2 separate regions of the Homo sapiens genome follow, and region 1 is linked to region 2. A link is a loop called in an ENCODE intact Hi-C map of the cell type or tissue named here. Cell type or tissue: chondrocyte. All regions are shown on one strand. Links, peaks and the distances in the headings refer to the core of each region. The heading gives the core; the rest is flanking DNA.

Region 1 (4,277 bases), core at 1,652-4,151, 140 kb before region 2:
CGCCACTGCACTGCAGCCTGGGTGACAGAGTAAGACTCGGTCTCAAAGAAACAAAACAAAACAAAACACACATTCATTCATGCAACGAATATTTACTGAGTACCTACTACGTTCTGAGCAATACAAATACAGCAACAAACACAATGAAAGGGGTCCCTATCCCTCTGGATCCTTGCAGCCAGGTCCAGGCAAGGAGAACATATACGAATAACAAATTAATATACAACATGCTGGCAGGGGGCGGTGAAAGCCATCAGAACCATGAAGGATGTAGTCAGTTGGGTCACAGCCCCTGAAAAGATGACATCCATGTCCCAGAACCTGTGACTAGGACCTTACTTTTTTTTTAAATGGCTCTTTGCAGATGTAATTTTTTTTTTTTAAGAGACGGAGTCTTGCTCTGTCACCCAGGCTGCAGTGCAGTGGCGCGATCTTGGCTCACTGCAACCTCCACCTCCCGGGGTTCAAGCAATTCTTTGTCTCAGCCTCCTGCGTAGCTGGGAGTACAGGCACACGCCACCAGGCCTGGCTATGCAGATGTAATTAAATGAGAGATGTCAAGATGAGATTATTCTGAATTATCCACCTGGGCCCTAAATTCAGTGACAAGTGTTCATACAAGAGAACGGCTCACAACTGTAATCCCAACACTTTGGGAGGTCAAGACAGGATAATCACTTCAAGCCAGAAGTTCAAGATCAGCTTGAGCAACATAGGGAGACTTTTTTTCCACAAAAAAAAATTAAAAATTATAACCGGGCATGGTGGCAGGAGCCTGTAATCCCAGCTACTCTGGAGGCTGAGGCAGGAGAATCGCTTGAACCCAGGAGGCGGAGGTTGCAGTGAGCCGAAATTGCACCACTGCACTCCAGCCTGGTTGACAGAGGGAGACTCCATCTCAAAAAAAAACAAAAAACAAAAAAAACAAACAGGCCAGGCGCAGTGGCTCATGCCTGTAATCCCAGCACTCTGGGAGACTGAGGTGGGCGGATCACGAGGTCAGGAGTTCAAGACCAGCCTGGCCAATATGGTGAAACCTCGTCGCTACTAAAAATACAAAAATTAGCTGGGCGTGGTGGTGCACTCGTGTAGTCCCCGCTACTCAGGAGGCTGAGACAGAAGAATTGCTTGAACCTGGGAGGCGGAGGTTGCAGTAAGCCGAGATCGTGCCACTGCACTCCAGCCTGGGTGACAGAGAGAGACTCCACCTAAAAAATAAAAATAAAAGATTAGCTGGCCGTGGTGGCTCACACCTGTAGTCCCAGCTTCTTGGGAGGCTGAGGTGGGAGGATCGCTTCAGCCTGGGAGTTGAAGGCTGCAGTGAACTAAGATTGCACCACTGCACTCCAGCCTGGGTGACAGAGCAAGACTCTGTCTCAAAAAAAGAGAGAGGCAGCCAAAAGGAGATTTGGGTGGGAGAAGGAAGAGAAGAAGACAGAGACAGGGACTGGAGTGAGACAGCCACTAGCTGAGAAACGTCTGGAGCCACCAGAAGCTGCAAGAGTCAGTTCTCCCCTGGGTCCCCATGGAGAGGCTCAGCCCTGCCGATATCTTGATTTCAGACTTCCAACCTCCAGAACTTCAAGAGAATAAATTACTATTGTTCAAGCTACCCAGTTTATGGTAATTTGTTAGAGCAGCCGTAGGAAGCTAAACCACAGGGTTAAGGGGGATAGAATGATGGGGTCAAGGAGGTGGAATTCTATTTTCACAGACATATGAAGGTAAGGAGGGGGCCATGGGGCTTTCTGGGGAACGGCATTCCAGGCAGAGGGAACAGCAAATGAAAAGTCTCAGACCCATGTCCAAGCGCGGTGGCTCACGCCTGTAATCCCAACACTTTGGGAGACCGAGGCAGGTAGATCACCTGACATCAAGAGTTCGAGACCAGCCTGACCAACATGAAGAAACTCCGTCTCTACTAAAAACACAAAAAATCAGCCAAGTGTGGTGGCACATGCCTGTAATCCCAGCTACTCCGGAGGCTGAGGCAGGAAAATCGCTTGAACCCAGGAGATAGAGGCTGCAGTGAGCCAAGATCGAGCCACTGCACTCCAGCCTGGGCAACAAGAGCGATACTCGATCTCAAAAAAAAAAAAAAAAAGGAAAAGGAAAAAAAGAAGTCTCAGACCCCAGGACACAACCACGCAGGCACACACAGACAGGCCCAGAAACCACAGCTACACACACAGAGGGACACACCAATTGGACGCCATGGCCTGGCCAGCACTCAAGACACCAACCCACAGCATCCCACGCGGAAATGAGCAACTCTCACTCACAGGGACAGACAGCAGGGCTCCCACAAACCCTCAAGTCCCTTCTCTGGGACTTATATAGCCTCTTATGCAGGGATGGGAGGGTGGAGGGTTGGGGTACTGACACCACTGTTGGTACCCTCATCTTGGGGGGGTGGTCCTTCAACCTGCAGCCCCCTCCCCAAGCCCACCAAGGAGTGTGAGGAATTGGAACTGGGAGGGGTTGGTCTTAAGACTGGAAATCTCCAAGGGGCACTAGCGGGGTCAGAGGGAGGGGCTTAGAGAAGCCAGAGAGTCCAAGCTCCGCCCCCCGACGCTGCCAACCCTCACCCCCCTCTATCCCCCCACCCTCCGCCCCTGGCGCGGTTGTCCTCCCTCCGGCTTGTCCCAGACGCCTGAGACTGAACTCAACAAGCGGCTGACTCAGTCCTTAGCGTCACCCGCAAGATCCCCCCCACCCCGGCCCCCAGCGAAACAGGTCGGGGCACGGCCGAGCAAGCAAGGGTGCGGGTGGCGTTGGGAGGGGAGGGCACAGCTCCCGTCCCCTCCTCCAAGGCCCGCAGGGCGACCACTGCGGCCCCGACCGCGCGTCGGGAGGGGGCGCGCTGCGCTGGGCGCCGAGGATAGCTGGTCCCACCGCCAGGCAGGGCGCGACCCGCGCGGGCCCCCTCCCGACGCCCCGGGCGGGTTCCCACGCTCTGCGTCCCGCGCCCCCGCCGACCGGTCGGGCCGGTTCCAGCCCCAGCCCGCGCCCCGCCCCACGGCCTAAGCTTTGGGGGAGACGGAGGGGGGAGCGCAGACCTAGTTAGGGGGGGCACGGCGGGTGAGGCGAGGACTAGGAGATGGGGACGAGGTCTATGGAAACGTCTGCTGCCGGTGGGGGGGTCTTGGGGGATCCATGGGTGGGGTGACAGCTTGGGGGCATCCTTGAAAGGACTTGAGTATTTGAGACCGTGAAAGAGACTCGTGGGGGGTGGAGGGCGTGTAGGGAGTGGTTCCCACAGCCCAACTCGGAGGACTGAGCCCGCTCCACTCCGGGCGATCCGGGCTCCGGGCGCCGCGCGCGCCGGTGATTCACCTGTCGAAGGGCGGGGCAGCCGCGGGCTCATTCACCTGTCGGCAGTATTCCAGGCGCGGAGCTCCACTGCGCAGGCGCCCGGCCCCACCGCTCGCCCTCCCAGGTGTGTGGCTCCAGGTAAGGTCACACTTTTCCCCATCCCGCCCCACCTTCGCAGACCCCCCAGCCCCAGGAAACCCTCTCAGTCAGGCTCAGCCCTCCACAAAGGTGAGCCCGAGTGGGAGATCCAGCCAAAATAAATGTAGGTGTAACTTCAAAGCGGCTCTTCTTGGTCTAAAATCACCCCAGACCCACCCAGCTTGGGCCTGACCCAGTACTTGGCACACATGATGCTGAATAAATGAATACATTAATGAGTCAATCAATGGCTACTGCGTGAACTGCTGTTATTAATGATAGCATGAAAGGAGCCAAGCATTTCCTCATAACCTTGAGAGACTTCTCCTTAGAGCACCTGTTTCCTGCCTCCCTACCATTATTATTTATAATAATGCCTATGTTGAGCACATACTATATTCTGAGCACTTAATGTATGTTGAGTGCATACAGGAGTTATTATTGCCCCATTTTCCAGATGCAAAAACTGAGGCTCAAAAAGCTTGAATGCTCAAGGTGTCCCAGACCCCAGAATTTAAGCTGAGCTCTTTCTGTCTCTGCTCAGCTCCTTCCCAGCCTCTGCTCTGCTCCCTGCAACCTCTTGCCTTTCCTTGTGATATCTAACAACTAAATTGTTAAGTCCCTTCACAGTCGCCAGTGAAGCATTCCCTATTTCACAGGTGCAATGATGATCAGAGAGGGAAAGTGACTAGCCCAAAGTCACACTGCAAGTAAGTGGCAGTGTGGGACTGTATTATAGGCCTCCTATGTCCCCCTCCACTAAATGTTGAGAGATGGGAGGGGTGTGGAGGGTGTGAGCCACTGCGATTGGTCCCTGATAGTTT
Region 2 (12,272 bases), core at 3,838-6,337:
TATAATGGAGTATCATTCAGTTATAAAAAGGAATGAAGTACTGATTCATGCTACACAGCAAGAACCTTTTGGAAACAGTACAGTGAGTGAAAGATGCCAGGCACAAAAGGTTACATATTGTAGGATTCCTGAAATATCCATAACAGGCAGATCCATAGAGACAGAGAGTAGATGAGTGGCTTCCAGGGGCAAAAGTGGCGGGGGGTGGGCAGGAGCATGGGGAATGATAGGTAATGGATTTCTTTTGGGGGGGGGGGGTGGAAATGTCCTAAAATTGGTTGCAGTGATGGCTGCAAATCTCTGTAAATACATTTAAAAACTGATGATTGTATCATGTATAACAACGTTTATCTCAAAGCTATTATTTTCTTAAAAAGATGTTTGGTAGGATTTTACAATAATAGTATGCTCAAATTATACATAATTGATATTCAATAAACGTGGAGGATGAACACGCTAATAATAAAGACTACGCATATTAAAGTCATTATACAAATATCTTTCAGTCTTTCCTTGTACATAGTAAGGGCTCAAGGACTAATTGTAGAGACAGATTGGCCAATCATGCACACATAAAATCAAAATATTTAAAAATGTGTTCAATGTTTAAAAAAAAACTTAACAGGTTTTTATTGACAACATGAGATTCACATTAAGAAATGCTACCCATATGTGTTTATTGCCCACTTCATATCCCTCTTGAAAATACTTTTGGCAGGTCAGGGTTGAACCACAGCGCAAAGCCACTCACCGCACTTCAAACTGCTAAGTGGGAAATGTCCAGTAGTGCATGGAAACACACTGCATGCCAGGCTGCTCGGACTAATAAGTTTACTACAACACCGAGGGACCCCAGCGTTATCTTAGTTGAAACTCACATTCCTTGTAAGTCACTACCGAACAATTATGTCCACGGCTAACAACATTTTTAAAGCGGGATTATTTGCATTTGGCATTACGGCATGCAAAATTCTTGCTCAATTACTTCTCCCGTTTATTCATTGAGACTATTTAAGGTGCTCTTCTAGGCACAAGATACAACAGAATAAAACAGGCAAAGCCAAGCAAACAAAACCCTGCCCTCATCCAACTTACATTCTGGTTTTGTTTTTTGTTTTGGGACGGAGTTTCGCTCTTATTGACCAGACTGGAGTGCAATGGCATGACCTTGGCTCACCGCAACCTCCGCCTCCCGGGTTCAAGCGATTCTCCTGCCTCAGCCTCCCGAGTAGCTGGGATTACAGGCATGCGCCACTATGCCCGGCTAATTTTGTATTTTTAATAGAGACGTGGTTTCTCCATGTTTGTCAGGCTGGTGTCGAACTTTTGACCCCAGGTGATCTGCCCGCCTCGGCCTCTCAAAGTGCTGGGATCACAGGCGTGAGCCACCACGCCCGGCGCATTCTGCTTTTTTTTTTTTTAAGTTAACAAGGAAATTTTATCTTTCCAAACTCATCTCTTATGTATTAAATGTCAGCACCAGCAAGGAATTCCCCACAATTCTCACCTCGCAAATGTACACTCTTTTCTAGACACCAAAAATCACAAAGATTTATGAAACATTAGGAGCTCCAATGACAAGCTTATCTTTCCTTTTTACAGATTTGCCAGGAACATAAAGACAAACATGGTCTACTCTACAAGTTTATTCAAAATCAGAAACCAAAACATTTTACATTCACAAAATACAACACACTATACAGTAGGTTGTCAGAAGCAGATTTAACAGCCCAGGGTCTTCAAATCACTGAGGTGCCAAATGGTTTTTTGCTTTAAAAACAAAACAGGCCGGGCGCAGTGGCTCATGCCTGTAAACCCAGTACTTTGGGAGGCCGAGGCTGGCGGATCACGAGATCAGGAGATCGAGACCATACTGGCCAATATGATGAAACCCCGTCTCTACTAAAAATACAAAAATTAGCTGGGCGTGGCGGCGCGTGCCTGTAATCCCAGCTACTCGGGAGGCTGAGGCAGGAGACTCGCTTGAACCCAGGAGGCAGAGGTTGCAGTGAGCCGAGATCGCACCACTGCACTCCAGCCTGTCGACTGACTTCAGACTCTCTCAAAAAAATAAAAAATAAAAACAAAACAAAATTCAATCTCTTAAATCTGTAAATCTGAAGTCATTCAATAACCTGAATTGTGAAACAAGAAAATATTGTTACCCCCACCTCCTAAAGCAAAAGTGCAATTTAGTACAAAGATCACAACAACTGGCTCAAAAAGGCAACTTTTAGAAACAAAGTCTAAATTCCTTTAAACAATTCAATAATTTAGTGGAAATGTTACTAAGTGGCCAATGATTCTCGTTATTCTTAGCTAAAAATTTTCCCTCGCTGTCCTCCAGACTAGCGAAGCTAGGCATATAGCACCCCAGAACAGCCAAACAATCCTTAAAACTCAGCAGCTACCTTCTTATCTTTCATCCGTAGGCAAAGTTCCTTATCTTCAGCAATTCCACTGGGCTGACTGCTAGCAAGATACTCGGAGGTGGACTCGACTCCTTCCAATTAAGACCAACTAAAGCCATTCTGAGACCGGCTAACTCCAGTTTGAGCCTTTAAGATACTATGTTTCCTACCAAAGAAAGAGGTATGGTGGATAACAGAGCAGCAATACATTTTGTTTCAGATTAGGCTTTGCCTTCTCCATTTGATCAATGGAAACCCTGAGTGGTTTATCTTTCCCTGGCTGAAGTTTTTGGGGGGAAGCGCTTGGTTATCTACAACGCATCAGTGATAAGATAAAAAGATAAAAAACATAATCCCCACCCAAATTAAACCGAAATAAATGCTTTATGAAATTATTGGCGGCCGGGAACGGTGGCTCATGCCTGTAATCCCAACACTTTGGGAAGCCGAGGAGGATGGAACACCTGAGGTCAGGAGTTCGAGACCAGCCTGGCCAACATGGTGAAACCCGCGTCTCTCCTAAAAATGCAAAAATTAGCTAGATGTGGTGGCGGGCGCCTGTAGTCCCAGCTACTCGAGAGGCTGAGACAGGAGAATCGCTTGAACCCAGGAGGCAGAGGTTGCAGTGAGCCGAGATCGCGCCACTGCACTACAGCCTGGGCGACAGAGCGAGACTCCATCTAAAAGTATATGTATATATTGGCAAGATCATAAAACAGATTGTGCCATCAAAAACTTTCTTGAAATTAAAAACACATTCATAAATCCTTTTGAGTATCGCTTTCTTTACAACTTCCAAAGACGGTAGGGAACTTGACAGCTCCATTCACAAAAAACTCCCGACCATTGTTACAGCCCCAAAGAGCCACTGGCTTACGAGGTAAACTGCGACTTGGTTTTTGGAACCACGGACTGGTAGAGCCCTGTCGAAGGTAAGCAAAGACATTCCAATTCTCGTGAGGCATACATTCCAAGGGGTCACTAGCATCCAACACACACGCAGAGAAATGAACCCAAGACCAGACACCCCACCAGGCTGCACGAAACGTAAACAAGTAAACAAGCAAATAAAAATCTTAAAAAAACAAAGCGTAGTCTTGAGTAAAAGGGAGGTCAGCCACCCAGGAGAAGCACATGACTCATGCACCGGCCTGAACTAAAGTATTTACACCGTCCACTACAACAGAGTGGGGTTTCCCATCTTCAAGCAAACCCAAGCCTTGGGGGCATCTCAGCCGAGTGAAGCCATGCTATTTCCGTTTGGGAGGAGGGGGATCATTTTATTTCGCTGAATCACAACTCCCCCACATCCCCACCCCAAATCACCACAATCACCACCACCACACAACACTGCAAATAAAATAGGCCGTTGCAAGGACGCCGGCGAGCACGGACCGAGCAAAACAAAGCGCCCAGCAAGGGGCTGCCAGGCTGAGAGTGGGTGCGTCAAGCGGGCCAAGCTCGCCTCCAGGGCACCGCTCCCGCCCTGAGGCCTGGCCTCAGACCGGCGTGCAGCCGCAGCCACCTCCCTCCGCAGGGGACCTGCCCCTTTCTCCGCAGCACTCCGGGGACCGCCGGGAAGGTGAAGAGATGGGGGTGGGGGCGCGCTGCCCCGGCCCAGGCAAAACGACCTGGGTGCCAGAAGGAGAGCGCGCCGGCCCCGGCCCACGTGAGCGCCGCGGCCGAGCCCGCCTAGAGGACCGCGGACCGGGACAGCTGCGCTCGCGGCCCCCGCGCCAGGCCGGGACTTACCCGGGCCGGGCGCGCCGCGGACCCCGCGGCGGCCGCTTCCTCCTCCTCCTCCTCCTCCTCACTTAACAAAATGGCGGCGGCAGGAAGTGCCGGGCGCCTCGGCCCGCCCCCCGCCCGCCCCCGACCGCCGGCCCCGCCGCGGCGCCCGCGCCCCCCACCCGCGCCCCGCCGGCCAGCCCAAGCCCGGGTCCGACGGCACCAAAGGCAGGACAGCCGCGAGCGACCCCGCCGCCCCGACACCAACGGCGCAGGCCGCCCCGGCCCGGAACGAACGGCGCGGGAGGCCCGCAGGCCCGAGCCCGCGTAGCCCCGGCCTCCCCGCCCCCGCGCCGCGCGGATGGCGTAGGTGGCGGCGCCCCGGCCCCATTACGCAATGCAGGTTACGCGGACCGCGCCGCGAGCCTCCGCCAGCCGCCCAGTGTCGTCCGCCGCCCCAAAGGGCACCAGTCCTCACCTGAGACGCTAGGCCGCACGCCGCCCCCGCCGGCCGTCCGCCCGCTGCCGCCGCCCCCTCCCCGAGCTGCCTGCGCGGCGCCGGGGCCCGCCCGCCGCTCTGCCGAGCTCACAGGCCGCGCTCGCCCGCGGGCACCGCCGGCAGCCGCCGCAGCCGCTGCCGCCGCCACTGCTTCGGCTCCTCGGCTGCGGGAGACCAGAACAAACAGCCCAGCCGCCGCCGCCGCCGCCGCCGCCGCCGCCAGCGCACTGACGTCACCGCGCACGCTGCGCGCGCGGCCCCGCGCCGCCGCCGCCCGGTGTGCGCGCCCCGCCCCCGCGCCCAGCGCGAACGAGCTCTGGAGAGACAGTGGCTGCGAGGTGAGTGGGGGATACCGCGGACTGAGGGAGGAGACCCCGCAGAGCGAAGGAGCGGGCTGGGGGAAACGGGCGGACTGCAGGCTGGGCCTGCGGGAAAAGATCTGAAGGCTGAGAGAGACATCCAAAATACTAAGAAAGGTCTGAAGACAGACCCTCACAGGGAGGGAGGATGGTGAGGAGGGACCCCACAGACTGATGGAGGAGGCGGAGGAGAGAGCCCTAAGGGGGGACCCCAGGTAGGGAGGCTGAGGCGAGAGAGCTGCGATGGGGGCGCCGGGGCTGGGGTGAAGTGGAGGAAAGGAGGTGAGAGGAGGCTGCGAGCAAGGCCGAGGCGGATCCTCCTTGGCTGCCCCTGGGCAGGGAGGTAGCACCTTTCTCCTCTTATGCCCCCCTGTTGATCTTCTTCCAACCCACCTTTTTAAAAAAAGGGACATGGTCTTGCTCTGTCCCCCAGGCTGGAGTGCAGTAGTGCAGTCATAGCTCACTGCAGCCTCAACCTGCTGGCCTCAAGCGATCCTCCTGCTTCAGCCTCCCAAGTAGCTGGGACTACAGGTGTGCACCACCACACCCAGCTAACTATTTTTTGTAGAGATGGGATCTCACGATGTTGGCCAGGCTGGTCTCTGTCTCCTGGACTCAAGCGATCCTCCTGCCTCGACCTCCCAAAGTGCTAGTATTACAGGCGTGAGCCACCGCGCCCAGCTCCTTCCCATCCTTAAGACTCAACCCCAAGTCAGACCAGGCTCGGTGGCTCACACCTGTAATCTCAGCACTTTGGGAGGCAGAGGCAGGAGGTTGGCTTGAGGCCAGGGGTTGGAGACCATCCTAGCCAACAGAGTGAAACCTCGCCTCTACTAAAAATACAAAAATTAGCCCCGTGTGGGCCGGGCGCAGTGGCTCACGCCTGTAATCCCAGCACTTTGGGAGGCGGGCAGATCACGAGGTAAGGAGATCGAGACCATCCTGGCTAAGACGGTGAAACCCCGTCTCTACTAAAAATACAAAAAATTAGCCGGGTGTGGTGGTGGGCGCCTGTAGTCCCAGCTACTCGAGAGACTGAGGCAGGAGAATGGCGTGAACCCGGGAGGCGGAGCTTGCTGTGAGCGGAGATCGCGCCCCTGCACTCCAGCCTGTGCGACAGAGCGAGACTCCGTCTCAAAAAAAAAAAAAAAAAATTAGCCGGGTGTGGTGGCGCATGCCTGTAATCCCATGCCTGTAATGCCAGCTACTCAGGAGGCTAAGGCAGAAGAATCACTTGAACCCGGGAGGCGTAGGTTGCAGTGAGCCGAGATTGTGCCACTGCACTCTAGCCTGGGCGACAGAGCAAGGCTCTGTCTCCAAAAAAGAAAAAGACTCAACCCTAAGTCAGCTCCAGGACGTATGTGCCTACTCTACATGTGTGAGTCCGAGGGGAAAAAACATCATATGACCTCTTCTAGGGCTTCCAAAGCACCCCACCTGGCCACGGAAGAGCTTAGTAAACATGGGGTAGTTTTGAGATTGCTAAAAGGAGGAAGTTAGGCATATGTCTCTTGTAGCTTAAAATAATACTGTGAAATTTTTCAAACCTGGAAACAACCACTTCTCTTTCCTTTTATATATATATATATTTTTTTTTTTAAGACAAGATCTTGCTCTGTCACCCAGGCTGGAGTGCAGTGGCTGGATCATAGCTCACTGTAACCTCAAACTCTCAGTCTCAAGTGATCCTCCCACGTCAGCCTCTTTAGTAGCTGGGACCACAGGTGTGCGCCACCGTGCCCAGCTAATTTTTGTATTTTTGTGGAGAGGAGGTCTCACCATGTTGCCCAGACTGGTCTTGAATTCCTGGGCTCAAGCGATCCACCTCCCTCAGCCTCCCAAAGTGCTGGAACTACAGGCGTGAGCCACCGCACCCAGGCCATTCTCTTAGCATTTTGTATTCCCATCTTTTAAAAATGGAAAGCAGGCTGGGCGCGGTGGCTCACACCTGTAATCCCAGCACTTTGGGAGGTCGAGGCAGGTGGATCACCTGAGGTCAGGAGTTCTAGACCAGCCTGGCCAACATGGTGAAACTTCGACTCTACTAAAAATATAAAAATTAGCCAGGTATGGTAGCGGGTGCCTGTAATCCTAGCTACTTTGGAGGCTGAGGCAGGAGAATCACTTGAACCCAAGAGGCAGAGGTGGCAGTGAGCTGAGATCGTGCCACTCCACTCCAGCCTGGGCGACAGTGAGACTCCATCTCAAAAAAAAAAAAAAAAAAAAAAGGAAAGCAAACTCAGTTCTAAAAAGTCTACATGGGGCCAGGCACAGTGGCTCACACCTGTAATCCTAGCACTTTGGGAGGCCAATGCGGGTAGATTACCTGAGGTCAGGAGTTTGAGACCAACCTGGGCAACATGGTGAAACCCCGTCTCTACTAAAAATACAAACAAAATTAGCCGGGTGTGGTGGCGGGCACCTGTAGTCCCAGCTACTCAGGAGGCCGAGGCAGGAGAATCGCTTGAACCTGGGAGGTGGAGGTTGCAGTGAGCCAAGATCATGCCACTGCACTCCAGCCTGGGTGACAGGGCAAAACTCCGTCTCAAAAAAAAAAACAAAAAAGTCTGCGTGGTATTTTTTTTTTAAGTCCAAGTAATGAAACATTTCCTGATGGCCCATGGTTTCAGAATATATGGATATAATAGGATACCAGTAAAATAGTTCTTTTCTATCATGTGTTTGCTCATGCTTAACCAGGGGCAATCATAAATCACTAATGGGTCCTAAGCAAAGTTAAAAATTAAATTTTTTCATTCATTCATGTATCTATGTATTAATTTATTCATTTATGACAGGGTCTTGCTCTGTTGCCCAGGCTGGAGTGCAGTGTTGCATTCATGGTTCACCAAAGGCTGGAGTGCAGTGTTGCATTCATGGTTCACCGAAGCCTCGACCTCCTAGGCTCATTCAATCCTCCCACCTCAGCCTCCCGAGTAGCTGGGACTACAGGCATGTGCCACTACACCCAGCTAAGTTTTTAAATTGTAGTTGGCTGGGCGCAGTGGCTCACGCCTGTAATGCCAGTACTTTGGGAGGCTGAGGCGGGTGGATCACCTGAGGTCGGTAGTTTGAGAGCAGCCTGGCCAACATGGTGAACACACTAGTCTGTACTACAAATACAAAAATTAAAGGCCGGGTGCAGTGGCTCATGCCTGTAATCTCAGCACTTTGGGAGGCCGAGGCAGGTGGATCACCTGAGGTCCGGAATTCACAACTAGCCTGGCCAAGGTGGTGAAACCTCATCTGTACTAAAAATAGAAAAAATTTGCGGGGCTTGGTGACAGGTGCCTGTAATCCCACCTACTCAGGAGGCTGAGGCAGAAGAATCACTTGAACCCAGGAAGCGGAGGTTGCAGTGAGCAGAGATTGCGGAGGTGGAGGATACAGTAGTGAGCGGAGATCGCGCCATTGCACTCCAGCCTGGGCAACAAGAGTCAAACTCTGTCTCAAAAAAAAAAAAAAAAATTAGCCAGGCATAGTGTTGCATGCCTGTAATCTGAGCCACTTGGGAGGCTGAGGCAGGATAATCACTTGAGCCTGCTTAAGAGGTGGAGGTTGCAGTGAGCCAAGGTCGCACCACTGGACTCCAGCCTGGGTGACAGAGCAAGACTCTGTCTCGAAAAAAAAAAAAATTTGTAGCCATAGGATCTCACTGTCTTGGCCAAGCTGATCTCAAACTCTTGGCCTCAAGTGATTCTTCTGCCTTGGCCTAACCCTTTATTTTTAACAAAGCATGAGAAAACAAGTTATTAGCTGCAAGAAATAAAGGATGTAATTGTAACTCCTTCATTGAAACTTCCTTCTAACTCTGTATTACAGAATATTGAAATTTGTGAATATCTTCTGGCTCCTAATTTTGCACCCCTGGCAATTATGCAGAAGATGATCAGAAATGGAAAAAGAGCAGGAGGGTACCCAGGGCTTTGTGAATAGGTATTAACAACTGGTTTGTTGTTACTGGGTTTTTTGTTTGTTTGTTTTTTTAAGGAAACCAGAATGTATCTATTTTAAGCTCTCCTTCCCTATAGTTATCTTGTCTTGCTGCATTATCCACTTAATTTATCATTGTTGGCCAGGCGCGGTGGCTCACGCCTGTAATCCCAGAACTTTGGGAGGCTGAGGCGGGCAGATCACGAGGTCAGGAGATCGAGACTATCCTGGCTAACATGGTGAAACCCCATCTCTACTAAAAATACAAAAATTAGCCAGACATGGTGGTGAGTGCCTGTAGTCCCAGCTACTCGGGAGGTTGAGGCAGGAGAATGTCATGAACCCGGGAGGTGGAGGTTGCAGTGAGCCGAGATCGTGCCACTGCACTCCAGCCTGGGTGGACAGAGCGAGGCTCCATCTCGAAAAAAAAAAATTATCATTGTTGTTGACAATAAATGTTTTTGGAAGTAATTTGGAACTGTTGGTTTGCAAATCACATAATAAAAGCCCTCACTTTACTGTAGAGTCACACTTAACATTAGACAAAACTATATATCTAGATTGATAACTAGACCGAACTAGGTGGCTTTTGGCCATTGCTACAAATTAAATCCAACCTGGAAAAAATATTCAGGCTGTAAAGGCAGTTCCAAAAGCTGTCTCCAAAAATCGTTTGGGACAACAATGTCTCATTCTTTTTGTCTTCCATGGTGCTTTGCCTAACTCCTCGAAGATAGCTCAAACTCAGAAAATGTTTATCTGGTTGAGTCACTTTAATAAAAATAGTCTTGTTACCTCATGGTTCACATGTTATTTATTTATTTATGAAACAGTCTCACTCTGTCGCCTGGGCTGGAGTGCAATGGCATGATCTCGGCTCACTGCAACCTCCACCTCCTGGGTTCAAGAGATTCTCGTGCCTCAGCCTCCTGAGTAGCTGGAATTACTGGCATGTGCCACCACGTCCGGCTAATTGTTTTGTATTTTTAGTAGAGACGAGGTTTCACCATGTTGGCCAGGCTGGTCTCGAACTCCTGGCCTTAAGTGATCTGCCCACCTCGGCCTCCCAAAGTGCTGGGATTACAGGCTTGAGCCATGGCACCTGGCTTATTTATTTATTTATTAAGTTATAAAGACAAGATCTCACCCTGTCACCCATGCTGGAGTGCAGTGGCATAATCATAGCTCACTGAAGCCTCACCCTTCTCCACTCAAGCAATTCTCCCACCTCAGCCTCCTGAGTACATATGACTACACCCATGCCCCACCACACTTGGCTTTTTTTTTTATTTATTTTTTTTGTTTGTTTGTGTTTTGTAGCAATAAGGTTTCACTATATTGCTCAAGCTAGAATGCAGTGGCTATTCATAGACACAATCATGTCTGACTATAGCCTTGAACTCCTGGGCGCAAGCAATCCTCCTACCTCAACCTCCTGAGTAGCTGGGACTATAGCTGCCTGCCCAGCTTAGATTTTAATTCTATGCATCAATGTGTATCAATGTATAGAAATAGTTATGTTATTTAAACAAAAGGGATCATCCTATATCTGTTGCTTTTTGCTGTTTTCTTTTTTTTAGACAGAGTCTTGCTCTGTCACCCAGGCTGGAGTGCAGTGGTGCGATCTCGGCTCACTGCAACCTCTGCCTCCAGCTTCAAGCGATTCTCATGCCCCTGCCTCCCAAGTATCTGGGACTACAGACATGCGCCACCACAGCTATTTAATTTTAATATTTTTACTAGAGACACGGTTTCACCATGTTGGCCCGACTGGTCTCAGAATCCTGGCCCTAAATGATCCGCCCACCTCCGCCTCCCAAAGTGTTGGGATTACAGGCATGAGCTACCGTACCCAGCCAGCTTTTTTAATTTAATACATACAGCCCAGAACTCCTAGACTCAAGCGATCCTCCCAGTCCACCTCAGCATACCAAATAGCTGGGACTACAGGTGCATGCCACTGTGTCTGGCTGGAAGTCATTTCACGTGAATACTCTGAGATCTGCCTTATTGGAGATGATGTCAGGATCACATACAGTATGTTATCTATCTCAGATAACATGGTGGCTCATGCCTGTAATCCCAGCACTTTGGGAGACTGAGGCAGGTGGATCATTTGAGGTCAGGAATTTCGAGACCAGCCTGGCCAACATGGTGAAACCCCGTCCCTACTAAAAAAACACAAAAATTAGCCAAGTGTGGCGGTGCACACCTGTTGTCCCAGCTACACGGGAGGCTAAGGCACAAGAATCACTTGAACCCAGGAGGTGGAGGTTGCAGTGAGCTAAGATTGCGCCACTGCACTCCAGCCTGGGAGACAGAGCAAGACTCCGTTTAAAAAAAAAAACAAAAAAAACACTAAACTAAAAAACGAAGGAAAAAGAAAACATGGAGTTGTTCCTTTGGCCACATGCATGCAAATCTGTAAGAAAAGTAATGTTGTAGACATCAAGGGAATGGGTACTGTTCACAAAGGAATGCCCCACAACTGTTATCATGCAAAACTGGAAGAGTCTACAGTATTACCAAGCATGCTGTTGGGATTCTTCTAAACGGACAAGTTAAGGGCAAAATTCTTGCCAAGAGAATTCATGTACGTATTGAGCACATTATTCACTCTAAGAGGTCAGGAGTTCAAGACCAGCCTGACCAACATGGTGAAACCTTGTCTCTACTAAAGATATAAAAATTAGGTGGGCATGATGGTAGGCATATGTAATCTCAGCTACTCAGGAGGCTGAGGCAGGAGAATCACTTGAACCTGGGAGGCGAAGGTTGCAGTGAGCCAAGATCACGCCACTGTACTCCAGCCTGGGCAACAGAACGAGATACCGTCTCAAAAAATAAAAATAAAAAATAAAAGATCAATAGACTGTTTAAAAAAAAAAAAACAAGGATAAATTTATATAGCATGTTCAGCTCTGAAAACATCAGAAAGGTTGGGTGTGGTGGCTCACACCTGTAAAACCAGCACTTTGGGAGGCCGAGGAGGGTGGATCACTTGAATCCAGGAGTTTAAGACCAGTCTGGCCAACATGGCGAAATGCCACCTCTACAGAAAATACAAAAGAAATTAGCTGGGTATGGTGGTGCATGCCTGTCATCCCAGCTATTTGGGAAGCTGAGGTGGGAGGATCATCGGAGCCTGGGAGGTAGAAGTTGCAGTGAGCCACAATTGAGCCTCTGCACTCCAGACTGGGCAATGGAGTGAGACCTTGTCTCAAAAAAAAAAAAAAAAAAAAGGGAAAAAGAGGCCGGGCTCCGTGGCTCACACCTGTAATTGCAGCACTTTGGGAGGCCAAGGTGGGTGGATCACCTGAGGTCAGAAGTTCGAGACCAGTC

Evidence for each region. A loop is a pair of places that touch in the nucleus more often than their neighbours do. Peaks named below come from ENCODE experiments on the same cell type or tissue, not always from the same donor. Only the 100,000 strongest peaks of a DNase experiment are listed, where the experiment ranks them.
Region 1: it touches region 2 in a loop (2.4-fold over the local background); 5 of 110 quality-filtered maps call a loop at or near these places.

Annotation. Positions count from the first base shown.
Region 1 is chr19:15,192,871-15,197,147 of GRCh38, forward strand. The region is part of intron 2 of NOTCH3 (notch receptor 3); the gene reads right to left. Among named protein-coding and RNA genes, the nearest start is that of NOTCH3, 6.0 kb to the right of the region's middle. RefSeq lists enhancers at 1,695-2,195, 2,196-2,696. In chondrocyte, for the core only: a CTCF peak has its summit at 2,856; no DNase peak of the experiment used is centred there.
Region 2 is chr19:15,327,673-15,339,944 of GRCh38, forward strand. BRD4 (bromodomain containing 4) reads right to left here and starts at 4,867. Exons shown (of 20, transcript NM_001379291.1): 1 at 4,618-4,867. LOC124904643 (a long non-coding RNA gene) reads left to right here and starts at 4,941. Exons shown (of 4, transcript XR_007067146.1): 1 at 4,941-4,976; 2 at 8,820-8,933. RefSeq lists silencers at 3,867-3,916, 3,927-4,076, 4,107-4,206, 4,407-4,636, 4,867-4,966 and 2 more and an enhancer at 5,133-5,749. In chondrocyte, for the core only: no CTCF peak of the experiment used is centred there; DNase peaks (open chromatin) are centred at 3,940, 4,989 and 5,268.